Regions from separate parts of the Homo sapiens genome. Here region 1 is linked to region 2. The links are chromatin loops, found by intact Hi-C in ENCODE. Cell type or tissue: heart left ventricle. All regions are shown on one strand. Each heading gives the region's core, and the rest is flanking DNA. Links, peaks and the distances in the headings are about the cores only.

The links. Hi-C counts contacts between places; a loop is a spot of excess contacts. Peaks named below come from ENCODE experiments on the same cell type or tissue, not always from the same donor. Only the 100,000 strongest peaks of a DNase experiment are listed, where the experiment ranks them.
Region 1: a loop joins it to region 2, with 2.2 times the contacts of the local background. A loop is called at or near these places in 5 of 110 quality-filtered maps.

The regions. Positions count from the first base shown.
Region 1 is chr5:143,124,868-143,130,247 of GRCh38, forward strand. All of the region lies in intron 18 of ARHGAP26 (Rho GTPase activating protein 26), which reads left to right. LOC124901098 (a long non-coding RNA gene) reads right to left here and starts at 705. Exons shown (of 2, transcript XR_007058980.1): 1 at 1-705. In heart left ventricle, for the core only: no CTCF peak of the experiment used is centred there; no DNase peak of the experiment used is centred there; H3K27ac peaks cover 1,574 bases.
Region 2 is chr5:143,204,322-143,209,701 of GRCh38, forward strand. It overlaps ARHGAP26 (Rho GTPase activating protein 26), which reads left to right. Exons shown (of 23, transcript NM_001135608.3): 21 at 2,877-2,987. Among named protein-coding and RNA genes, the nearest start is that of ARHGAP26-IT1, 15 kb to the left of the region's middle. RefSeq lists enhancers at 2,166-2,275, 2,696-2,805, 2,915-3,414. In heart left ventricle, for the core only: no CTCF peak of the experiment used is centred there; no DNase peak of the experiment used is centred there; H3K4me3 peaks cover 379 bases; H3K27ac peaks cover 1,164 bases.

The DNA of each region.
Region 1 (5,380 bases), core at 290-5,289, 79 kb before region 2:
CTTTAGGAATGACTCTGCTTTCTTATCAGTGGTTTGTGCTGAGCATGGGTAGCAACCCAGTGTTTTTATGGAGAGTGCTTTTCCGCCTCCTCTCTGCATTGCCATTTTTTATTCAACCAGGAGCCTCAGGCATCTGGTGGTAGTGACAATTTCAGCCCTTAAATGCCCTTTGTGAGCCTTGGTATGGAGAACCAACTCATAAATATCTAAAATTGGAAAAACATTTTTAAGATTGGCATTAAAGAAAAAGGAAAGAGAAGTGGGTAATTCAGTTTCTTTAACCTGGTAAAACACCTCTTTTTCAATAGAAGGTAAGAGACCTCTGTGTTCTAACTAGCTAAGGCATACAATCTTTTCTCTCTTTGCCTACCTGTCTTTCTGTTGTTTTCCAAGGGTTAACATTAGACATTCAGCTGAGGGTTAATAGTGAACATGATCTCCTTTATTTTGTCACTCACACCCACACATCCTCAAGATAGTACCTGCAAGTCTAGAAACACCCTCTCCCCCCAACCCAGAGAATCCATCTATATCTTCCTCCTGGGAGCCATAGTGATGTGTTTCACACACAACTTGTGTTTGGTCAGATAGAGTGCACTAACGACATGCTTACCCTGTCACAATGGTCCAGAACTTCTGTCCTCCACCTCTCTCACGGACCTGGGAGGGAAGCAGTGTTTGGCACAATTCTGGGAAATAAATATCCTAGATTAGGAGGAGACAGAGAGGAAAACAGCTAGGAGATATGATATTATGTTTGGGGGCTCATGGAAATTTTTCTTTTTCCATGTTGGTAATACATACTGATTGTTTACTCAATTAAAATTAATGAATCCTTTAAATGAATACAGTCCAGAAATAATAATGATGATAGTAATAGCTAACTTTTACTTACAGCTTATTGTTTACAAGATATTGTGCTAAGCAGCTTTATATCCATCATTCAATTTTCACAGCAACCCTATAAAATTGATATTTTTAGCTCTGTTTTTACAAATTATAAGCCTGAAGTGCAGACACTTTAAGAAGCAGCTGATTAGGAGAGGAACAGGGGTTGAACTTAGTACTACTCTCAGAACCCAAGCTATTAAAATCTACTCTAGTTAATCTCTTTTCAGTGCAGTAAGCATTTTATTGAATATCTACCATTAGCCAAAGATAAGTAAAATAGGTCCTTCATTTTTCAAGGCACTCCCATTTTATCAAGATAGAACTAACTATAATACAGTGTGCTAAATGACCTCCAGTAAGATGAATAAAGTGTTATGGCATCACTGAGGATAAATAATTTAATTCTACTGGCATTGGGCTCTGACAGATCAATGGAAGTTTTCTAGGCAGAGAAAGAGTAGAGATAGGAGGGACAGCCACTCAGAGGAGCAGCATTAATCAAGTTGTTTGTATTAAAATGGCATGGTTGTGAAAGACTGTGGGTTGTTAGCAAGTAGTGGGTGATGATGCCAGAGAGTTGGATTCAGTCCATTTGCTAAGGGTCCTGAAAACTATAGGAAAAGGTTTTGAACTGACTTCTGAAAACTGGGAGCTCTCAGAAGTTTCCAAGTGGAGGCTAAAATGATTATGTCAGCACTTTAGAAAGACATCCTTGGAAGCTGAACCAAATAGTACTTTGATTGCTGACATCAAAATCACACATTAAACAAATAACACAATAGAGTTAACCATACTGTTCTAAACTTGCAGCTCAGATAGTGTCACCTTTGACCTACAGGCTTTGCTTGGAGGTTAGAGAGAGATTCTTAATTTGTTTCTTTTTGCCAGACTTCCTAAGGGGAAATACTAGCTCATAGCATCATTTCCTATTAGTGACTCCTTACCGTGGACTCTCCTTGAATTATATGAGAACTAAAGAGTAGATTTGATGGTGTAGCTCTTTTTAGCTACAGTCAAGTTTCTGAGTTGAAAGCTCAGATGGCAAAGATTTTGGCTCTTCCCACGCTATGTTAAGGTAGCAGTCAGTTATGCAAAATTACCATTTCCGTATGAACAGAATCTTTTCTCCAAACTCACACCTTATCACACTGAGTCTTAAAACATAAAGTAGGCAAAAACTTAAGGTTATGGTTAAAGCAACCAATATTTTTATGCTTCCAGCTAAGATTTTCAAACAAAATATTGAATGCTGTCATGGTCCAAGATCTCAAAGCCCAGAAATTATATTTATTACAAGGTTTTCCCTTTACTTAGTGTTTTAAACGCTTACTTGCTAATGACTATGACAATTTTAGATGTTTAAGAAGGACAACCATATCAAGAAAACAAACTGCTTGCTTTTCATAGTTTTGGTTCAACATGAAATTTCAGGCTACTTAGTGTATGTGTGTGTGTGTCCCCTTGCTATTAAATTCCAACACATAATAGTAGGATTGCACTTGTTCTGTAACAATCCATGCTGTGTCTTGTGGCTGTGGCACTCGAAACGGTTTCTGTACATGGAGCAGGATATGTGTGTGTTCATGTGTTATGTACCACAGGCTTTTGCCAGCATTGCCTCTTTTGATGCCTATTAATGTTTGACAAAATAAGTTATAATAATTCCTTCCCTAGTCCATCAGTTAGCTTTGGAAGAGGTGGGAGTGTTGATCATTGAGCTGTTAATTCTCAGAAATCCCCAAAGATCGGTGCCCCTTTTTAATGTGTTAACTTTCAACCTCAGATGTCAAGGAGAGGAGCTAGCAATCATGGATGACCCCCACTTAACACCTGGACTAAGCACTAAATCCTAAGCAACCTCGCATTCCCAATAAAATGCTAGTGACTTACAATGTAGTTAGCTCAATTTGAGTTGATTTGGGCCACCAATCTGCCTTGATCTGCTTTTACCAAAATATTGGTGACATTGAAATCCATTGGACTAGTTCTGGACTTTGTGCACAAAATGTACATTAGTTAATATAGTTGGTTTGGCAACTGACAGGTGTTTAGAAGTCGCATTTTATTTCTTTGATATTTCAAACAGTTGTTGATATGCAAAATTAATAAAAAGGTATGACTGGATGCTTCACTATGTTGAAATAGTCATTGGTACTCTTGCCTGCTCAGGAAGCTAATCTTGTCCTGTGGTCATGGCTTTTGTAATTTGTTCATCAATTTTTATTTTTAAATTTTTTGTTGACTTCCCTTCCAATGGTTCTTGCTTGTACTCTTTTTGTTCCTCTCCTTGTTAGGGTTCAGAAGCAAGCTAGATTTACTTGGGTGTTGAGCTAGAATGCTTCTGCCACAGGGCTATTTTCTTTTTTTAGTGACAAGTGCTGTGTAAGATACTCTTCATTAATGTGATAAGGTAGGTTGTGCATTTGAACACATATATTCCCCCCAATAAATCCCAGATAAACCAATAATTGTTTGAATTGTGAAGCTCCTTTAATATTACTCAAATAAAGGTGGAGATTGTTGTTGTATTTTAATCTATCCATCTTTGTCAGCAAAGAGAACAGGAAATAGAATCTTTCTGGAGATATGGAAAATCACAGCTCTCCATGGATTACCCAAGCTGTCTATATATACCCTCAGTTACTAATGTAATTGGTTCCTTTTGAGAGATTTTTAATACAACTACCCAAACTACTTTCTAAATTGTTGATCCCTCTGCCAAAATGCTGATATCAACAGGACATAGGACTTCCAACTGTCCTTAAAAAACCTCTGCAGTTACAGCCTCTGAATTTGGCTTCTTAACAGTTACAATACATAAGCCCTGCTAAGACTTGCCTGGCTTCCACTGTGAAGGTGCTGGGTTTATGGCTTCTCTGAGAGCACCACGCAGTCCTCGGTCCCATTGTCTGTCATGAGAAGGAGTGAGCTGTGCTCAACTGTTGTAGGTCTACTTTCCTAATGCGTCAAACAAACCAATCCCACATTACTAGGGACCCTGGTACATTTGTGTCTCGAGAAAATGCTCAGTCTCATTTCTCGTATAAACCTTTCTGTTTTGCTTTGTAATCCCCAGGCCTCTGCTGTTGATTTATTGTCTCAGAGCTACTTTGCAGTTGTAGACTAGGAGCTCTTCGTCATGACCTAATTTCCCTCCCATAAAAATCACAGCACATAATAAAGAGTACACCACACACATTACAGGGAGACTCCTAATCCTTTTAAATTGCAGGCGCATGTGACAGATGGGATTGAAGAAGGTCTAAAAATGTGTATGTGACATGGATAAGAACAGATTCCACAAGTGTCAATGCTCTGCAATGTCAAGATGGGCCAGAGGGGGAATCAGTGAAATTTAAATTTTGTAGACAGTGCAAGGGAATAAGAACAGGAAATTCTGTCATTGCTGTAAACAGTTAAGATCAATGTTTTGCAAAGAACAGTAATTATATTTACACTTATAAATTAAATCCTCATGTCCTGACTGCAAATAATCCATTGTTGAATCTCCAGTTATTTCCCTTCTTGTGTGTCTCCTTTTTTATTGACTACAGTAATATCTTTTGAACACTGAATGTCAAACTGTATTAGGCGTGTCAGTCCTCACCACAGTCCTGGGACTTTTTACAGATAAGGTCTCTGAAGGTCAGAGAGTTACATAATTTGCCCAAGGTCACAGCGCTAGTAAGTGACTAAAATCAGATCCGCCAGACTCCAAAACTTATGTCTTCCCATTTTGTCCTCTGTCTCTCAAATTAATAGTAGCTATAAAGACCACAAGTGCTTAAGACCCAGACAGTCAAGCCATCTAGGTCCCAGTCCAGCTGCACTCCTTATCTATGTGACCTTGGACAAATCAGTGAATCTCAAGGAGTCTCAGTTTTCTCATCTCAAGAGGGCAAGAATAATAGTACCTCCCTTACATGGTTATTGTGAGTAAAATAATCCATGTAGATAATCCATGTAAATAACTGAGCATGATAAGTGCTCAAATTCTGTTTTTATTGTCATTTATACCACCACCATCTCATGCCTACTCTTTGCCACATACTGCACTGAGCATTTTATGTGCATTGTCTTTTCAGTAGCTCTGCAAGGCAGGTATTAGATCCTTGCTTGCACAAGGGAAACAGACTCAGAAGGGTTAATTATCTTGACTGAGATTACATAGCTAGTAGGTAGCAAAGTCAGGATTTGAACCCTACTCTGTCTAGCTCCAAAGCCTGTTTGCTTTGTACCTGTATGATGATCTTAAGTTCCTTTCCTGTATTTGATGTGATGATATGGCAGTGATGTCAGCGTCAGTGATGGTGAGGTCCGTGTAGCTGTAGGTGTTGCTGCCCACTGAATGAGAAGCAGAACCAAGATCAGCCCAGGTTTGTCTGACTGCAGAGGCCAAACCATCCCTGACCACTGTGACTTGCAGCTTAAGGCGAAACAGTAGCTTGGTATTTATGGATCTGCTAATTCCACTTACAGGAAGCTTGAA
Region 2 (5,380 bases), core at 114-5,113:
AGACCAGCCTGACCAACATGGTGAAACCCTGTCTCTACTAAAAATACAAAAAATTAGCCAGGCATGGTGGGGGGGATCTATAATCCCAGCTACTTGGGAGGCTGAGGTAGGAGAATCGCTTGAACCCAAGAGGCAGAGGTTGCAGTGAGCCAAGATTGTGCCATTGCACTCCAGCCTGGGCGACAAGAGCAAAACTCCGTCTCCAGAAGAAAAAATTGCAGTTGATACTACGGTAATTGACATGGGGATTGAGGAGTAAGTTATTATAATAGTTACGAATATCCTGCATTCCAGCCGCACCCCCAGATAATTTCAGCCGTGTAGTTCTGGCCAAAAACCACTTAGATATCTGAGGATGTGAAAAACATTTAGAACCCACATTGTGTTCACAGAATATGTTCCAAACTATGCCATTAGCCAAAGGCATAATTCTTGGTACAGATGGAATAGGAAGCTGGAGGTGTTTCCTACTTATTAAAGTCATTTAAAAAAAAAAAAGTTGGAAGGACTTTTTAATTGTCCTGTGGTAACCACTGACCAAAAGAACAGATTGGTACAAGCCCCTGGGTCTGGGCTGTTCTCTTGAACCTCCAAATTGTCCCTGGTTCTGCTTGGGTTCCTGGGCTGGGCTGTGGTTTGAAAGTTGTTGCCAGGCCTTGCCTACTAGGTCATTGTCTGGTGGGGCAGGGTTGTGTTGAGAGGACTGAGAAAGTGAGGCCTCTCTGACTAGCAGCAACTGTGGAAGAAAATGGAGACTGCACAGTAGAGAGGAGTTGACACTTTTCCTAGGACTCAAGACAGAGTCAAGGGGGAGCCAGGTATTAAGCTAGTACTAGCTTAGCCCTCAACTGATGGATCTTACTGTCTTACATTACTGTTGTTTTTAAATCTGTCGCTTCTTGTCAAATATATTTTAAGCTCTTGAAGTCAAGGGACCTTGGCAAATATCATTTATTGTATTGAACATACTGAGTGCTCAATGACTAGTTTTTGCTGGATTAAGAAAAAAAAGCTTTAAAGAGTCATACTCTTTACATTTTATTTCTTCTCTTATATGAATGCCATCTGCTATATGAATCCGCCAGACCGAACACTGGAGGCAGGATTGGGGATTTTGTTGGAATTTAGAATATGTTGAGTCTTATTGTGATTCTCTATCACTGTATTGTCATTTTCCCTTGCAAATAGGGTAGGTATCTAAAGGAAACACATGAATCAGTGGTTAAGAAGAATTCTAATGCTATGACTGAGTCTGTAAAGAAGCTTGGCACAGGCTAGAGGAACAGGGCAAGTCCTGCTATGTCAGAGGGAGTACGCTGGCTGCAGGAGCCCTGGGCTTAGAATCAGCAGATGAGGTTTGAACCTCAGCCCTGTTACTTATAGGCTGGGTATCCTTAGAGAAGCCTCAGCTTAGCCCAGGTTTCCACATCTGTGAAATGGGAATTATAGCAGTACTTGTTTGTGGGCTTGTTGCGTGGGTAAATGAGACTCATTAATTTACTCAGTAATGATTTGTTAAATATAGTACCTACAGACACTGGATATTTTAGACACTGGATATACAGCAGTAAGCAAAACAAAAGCCTCTGCCTCATGGAATTTATGTTCTAAAAATATACGTAATGGAATTTAATAAAGTGTTTATCAGTCACATTAGTTTGAGCCTCTCTGATGAACTCACACTGTGGTTTTTGCTGTTATTTGTCTATAGGTGTTACAACAGTAAGTAATTAGGGCTATTATTGGGTCTCATGTTTGAATTGGTATAACCCTAGGGAAGTCCCAGTAAGTAGGACATTTGTGTGTGCCTGCTAAATTGCAGTACGCTTAGAAAGTCTGTTCCCCTTGAACCGGATTTCTGTCATTTTTGCCCCCATGAAGGGCTTGTTTCAAATAGTTCAGCAGTCCGCTGAGATTCAGGAGTGGCAAGTGGTGGTGTGGCTGAACTGGTTTCTCTCTGTCATTGGTGTTTGCACTATTTGTGATGTATGATTTCACAGAGTTGTGAAGGTGCTTGTGTCATTTGTGGAAATAAGTCAAAGGGCTAACACAACCAATTAAAATCCACAAGCCACGTTTCAGTGAGTAATTTCAACCTTTCCTCTCCAAACTTTTGATTAGCTACCCGTCAAGGAACAAAATGAACAAATTGAAGGTTTCAGTTCGTTTTTTTCATTGCCTTCCCTCTGGGGCTTTTTCTTTGAGTATCGTAATGCCCAAATTCCACGAAAGGAGAAAGGGCAAGCCCAGGCAGCAAACCTCAGAGGAACCGCATTCTGCTGGTAATTGCATGCCGTCTCCCAAGAGGTGTATCTGTATTCACCTCCATCGGCTATCACCTTCTTCATGCAGTACTTCAGATCTCCAGTGGCACACAGCCCATCTAGTTAAAAATGCAAACAGGAGATTATTTTCTCACCGAATGGCCTTTGTGGCCCAGAAGAAAAAAAACATGGTCATTTCTGCTGAGACGTAACCTGAAAAACACTCCCACAAGAGTGGAAGCTGAAGGCTCGCTATAAGCTAGCCCTGCCTCAGAACAAGGCTGGTGATAGCACGTGGGTGTGGGAACTCATGTGCGTGGGCTCAGGGCATTTGTCGCCAATGTACATGATCGAAGAAGCTTCTATCACCTGAAAAGCAGTTGTTCTGCAGGGCAAAGCCTGTTTATACTCCGAGGAATTACAGAACAGACGTTTACTTGGACGTGGAGATTTGGTCTGGAGGAATGTGACATGGCCCTGACAGCACATCCCTGGGTTTCGGTGCTCCTCTGCTCTGCCCAGCTTTCCGTCATCTGGCCTCCCATGACCTCCTGTGCTCCCATTGTGGTTTCCCTGTGTGCTGACAAGTTTTCTGGTTGTTATGTCTTGCAGCCCCCCGAATCCAAGCCCAACTTCACCCCTCTCGCCATCTTGGCCCATGTTCTCGGCGCCATCCAGCCCTATGCCCACCTCATCCACGTCCAGCGACTCATCCCCCGTCAGGTCTGTTGCAGGGTTTGTTTGGTTTTCTGTTGCTGCCGTTGTTCTCTCATTGGCTCGGTCCTCTCTTCATGCAGTGTTCAGCCTCCTCGTCAACTTTGTTCCCTGCCATCCAAACCTGCACTTGCTTTTTGACAGGCCAGAAGAAGCGGTACATGAAGACTCCAGGTAAAATCTCGGATGATGACCAATCTGTTCCCGTTTATCCAAAGCTGGCCAGGGACAACAGGGGGCTGCCCCTGCTCTCCTGTGGTTCCATCCTAAGAGACCAGAGCTAAAAGGGACCATTTGCATGAATCAGCATGGCATTTTTCACACCCTTTTCAACCCTGACTCAAGTTTCTGAATTAACCTCTCTGGTGCCTAGAGTTAGGGGAAGGAGCACCTCCTGAACCAGACTCTGGTTTTGATGGCTCTCTCAATTTCATGTGCTCTCTGCACTTTGGTGTAAGATAACATAAGAGGAAACAGTGTTGGGACATGTGCCAACCTTTTCTTTTCTCATGTTTATCAGGCAGCGTCAGGCAATATTTATTTGTGGGGTTGGGCCCCTGGCCCTAAGCACTGACACCCAGTCACTTAGACCAGATCCACTGGGGGAGAGACGTCGAACATAGAATAAAAGCTTGAGAGACGAAGCGATTTCTCTTAAATTGCTCACGGCTTATGCCTCGTTGTCCCCCATATACTCCCGAAACCATCCATGCTCCCAGCCTGCTTCTGTCTCTGTGTGTCATGAAGCCTGAGCTGTCCTGGGAACAGGCACTACCTCTCTCTGAGGGAGAGCAGCTTGACCTAGTTCCTCTTCTCAGGGCCATGCTGTAGTTTTCCCTGCTTTTGTGACTTCCGCACTTAAGTTTTTTGCTCTTGTGCTCTTTGGGAAAAAAAAAGAGCTCTTTACAACCGGGAAAAGAACGAATAGGGATCCTGCAGAATTCCTATGCTGTGGAGCTCCTAAACGTGCTTCTCTCTCAAGCTTAGTCTCAGCTTTCAGACAACCAAATTGTAGAGCCCAGTTATAAGCATCAGAAGCGTTTTGGGCTTTGGGAGTATTTTCCCTTCTGTCTTTTTCTCCAAAGGGTGGATCCAGCAGAGAGGCTTAAATAATTTATGAAGCCGAGTTTCACTTTTAGAAGAAAAGAAAACCCCATGCTATTTATATATATACAGATACATATATTACTTTATTCCCCACTAGGCACTTACACATCTATCATTTCATTCTATCCTCGTGTGAGAATGAGAAGAGAAATGGCCTGAACCCTACTGTGGAAAAAGAAAACTAAAACACAGGGAGGTGACTTGGACACAATGCTATGACTAAATGAGAGCCAATCCAGAATTCAGGACTTCTCCCCCTCAGCTCAGCACTCTTTCCTCCAAACACGTGGGTAACCCCAACTTTGAGTTTCCGTGCAGCTCCCAGCCCAGAGCCTGACTTGCTCTTTTAGGTTTTATACAGCTTTCTACCTGGCTTTGTCCTGGATGATGGGAAGGAGATTTTCAGTAATTCTTTTTTTTCTCACTCTATAAATAAGGGAAATTTTCAGATCATGTCTTCCTGACATTCTAGTGATTTCCTAATCATTTCTTGGACATCTTCTGGGCACTTTGGGAGACATCAACTTTCTAAGATACCAGAAATAGCATAGATTATTCTCATTAGATCATGAGGACCTGAACCAGAGGAAACTAAGTGACCACAGACAAGTCAGCTTCCAAAATGCCTCACTTACTCATTAGAGAAACTTGGGCTTTAGGAAAATGTAATTCCTTCATTTTTATCAAAATGGAGTAAAAATCTTCAAAATATTGGCCCTTTGGACAAAATGGGTTAAGAGACTCAAGAGAGTGAAATCACTCAGCTAAAATCCTAAAATGTCCTCTCTGCCTTGATGGTACTCACTTTTTTGTGACTCTGAGATTTGGGGCCCTGTTTCTTGTCAAGTATCTCTACCTCTTCACTCGTTTTCATCTCCCCAAATATTTCCAGACTGTTTTTCCTTCCTACTTCTTCCTACCTCCCAAAGTATTTCCAGATTGACAGAGGGCAATGGCAATAGAATCTGCCATTCTGTTGCCATCTTGTGTGTCTGGGGTCACAGTTACTCAGTACCTCCTCCCCTGGCCATTGTTAGAATAGCACTATTTGGACACCCTTTAGGAAGCTGCCCTCTTGAAATAGTCAAGGCAGGCCGGGCACAGTGGTTCACAGCTGTAATCCCAGCACTTTGGGAGGCCAAGGTGGGGAGATCACCCGAGGTGAGGAGTTCAAGACCAGCCTGGACAACGTGACAAAACCCCATCTCTACTAAAAATACAAAAATTAGCCAGGCATGGTGGTGGGCGCCTGTAATCCCAGCTACTCAGGAGGCTAAGGCAGGAGGATTGCTTGA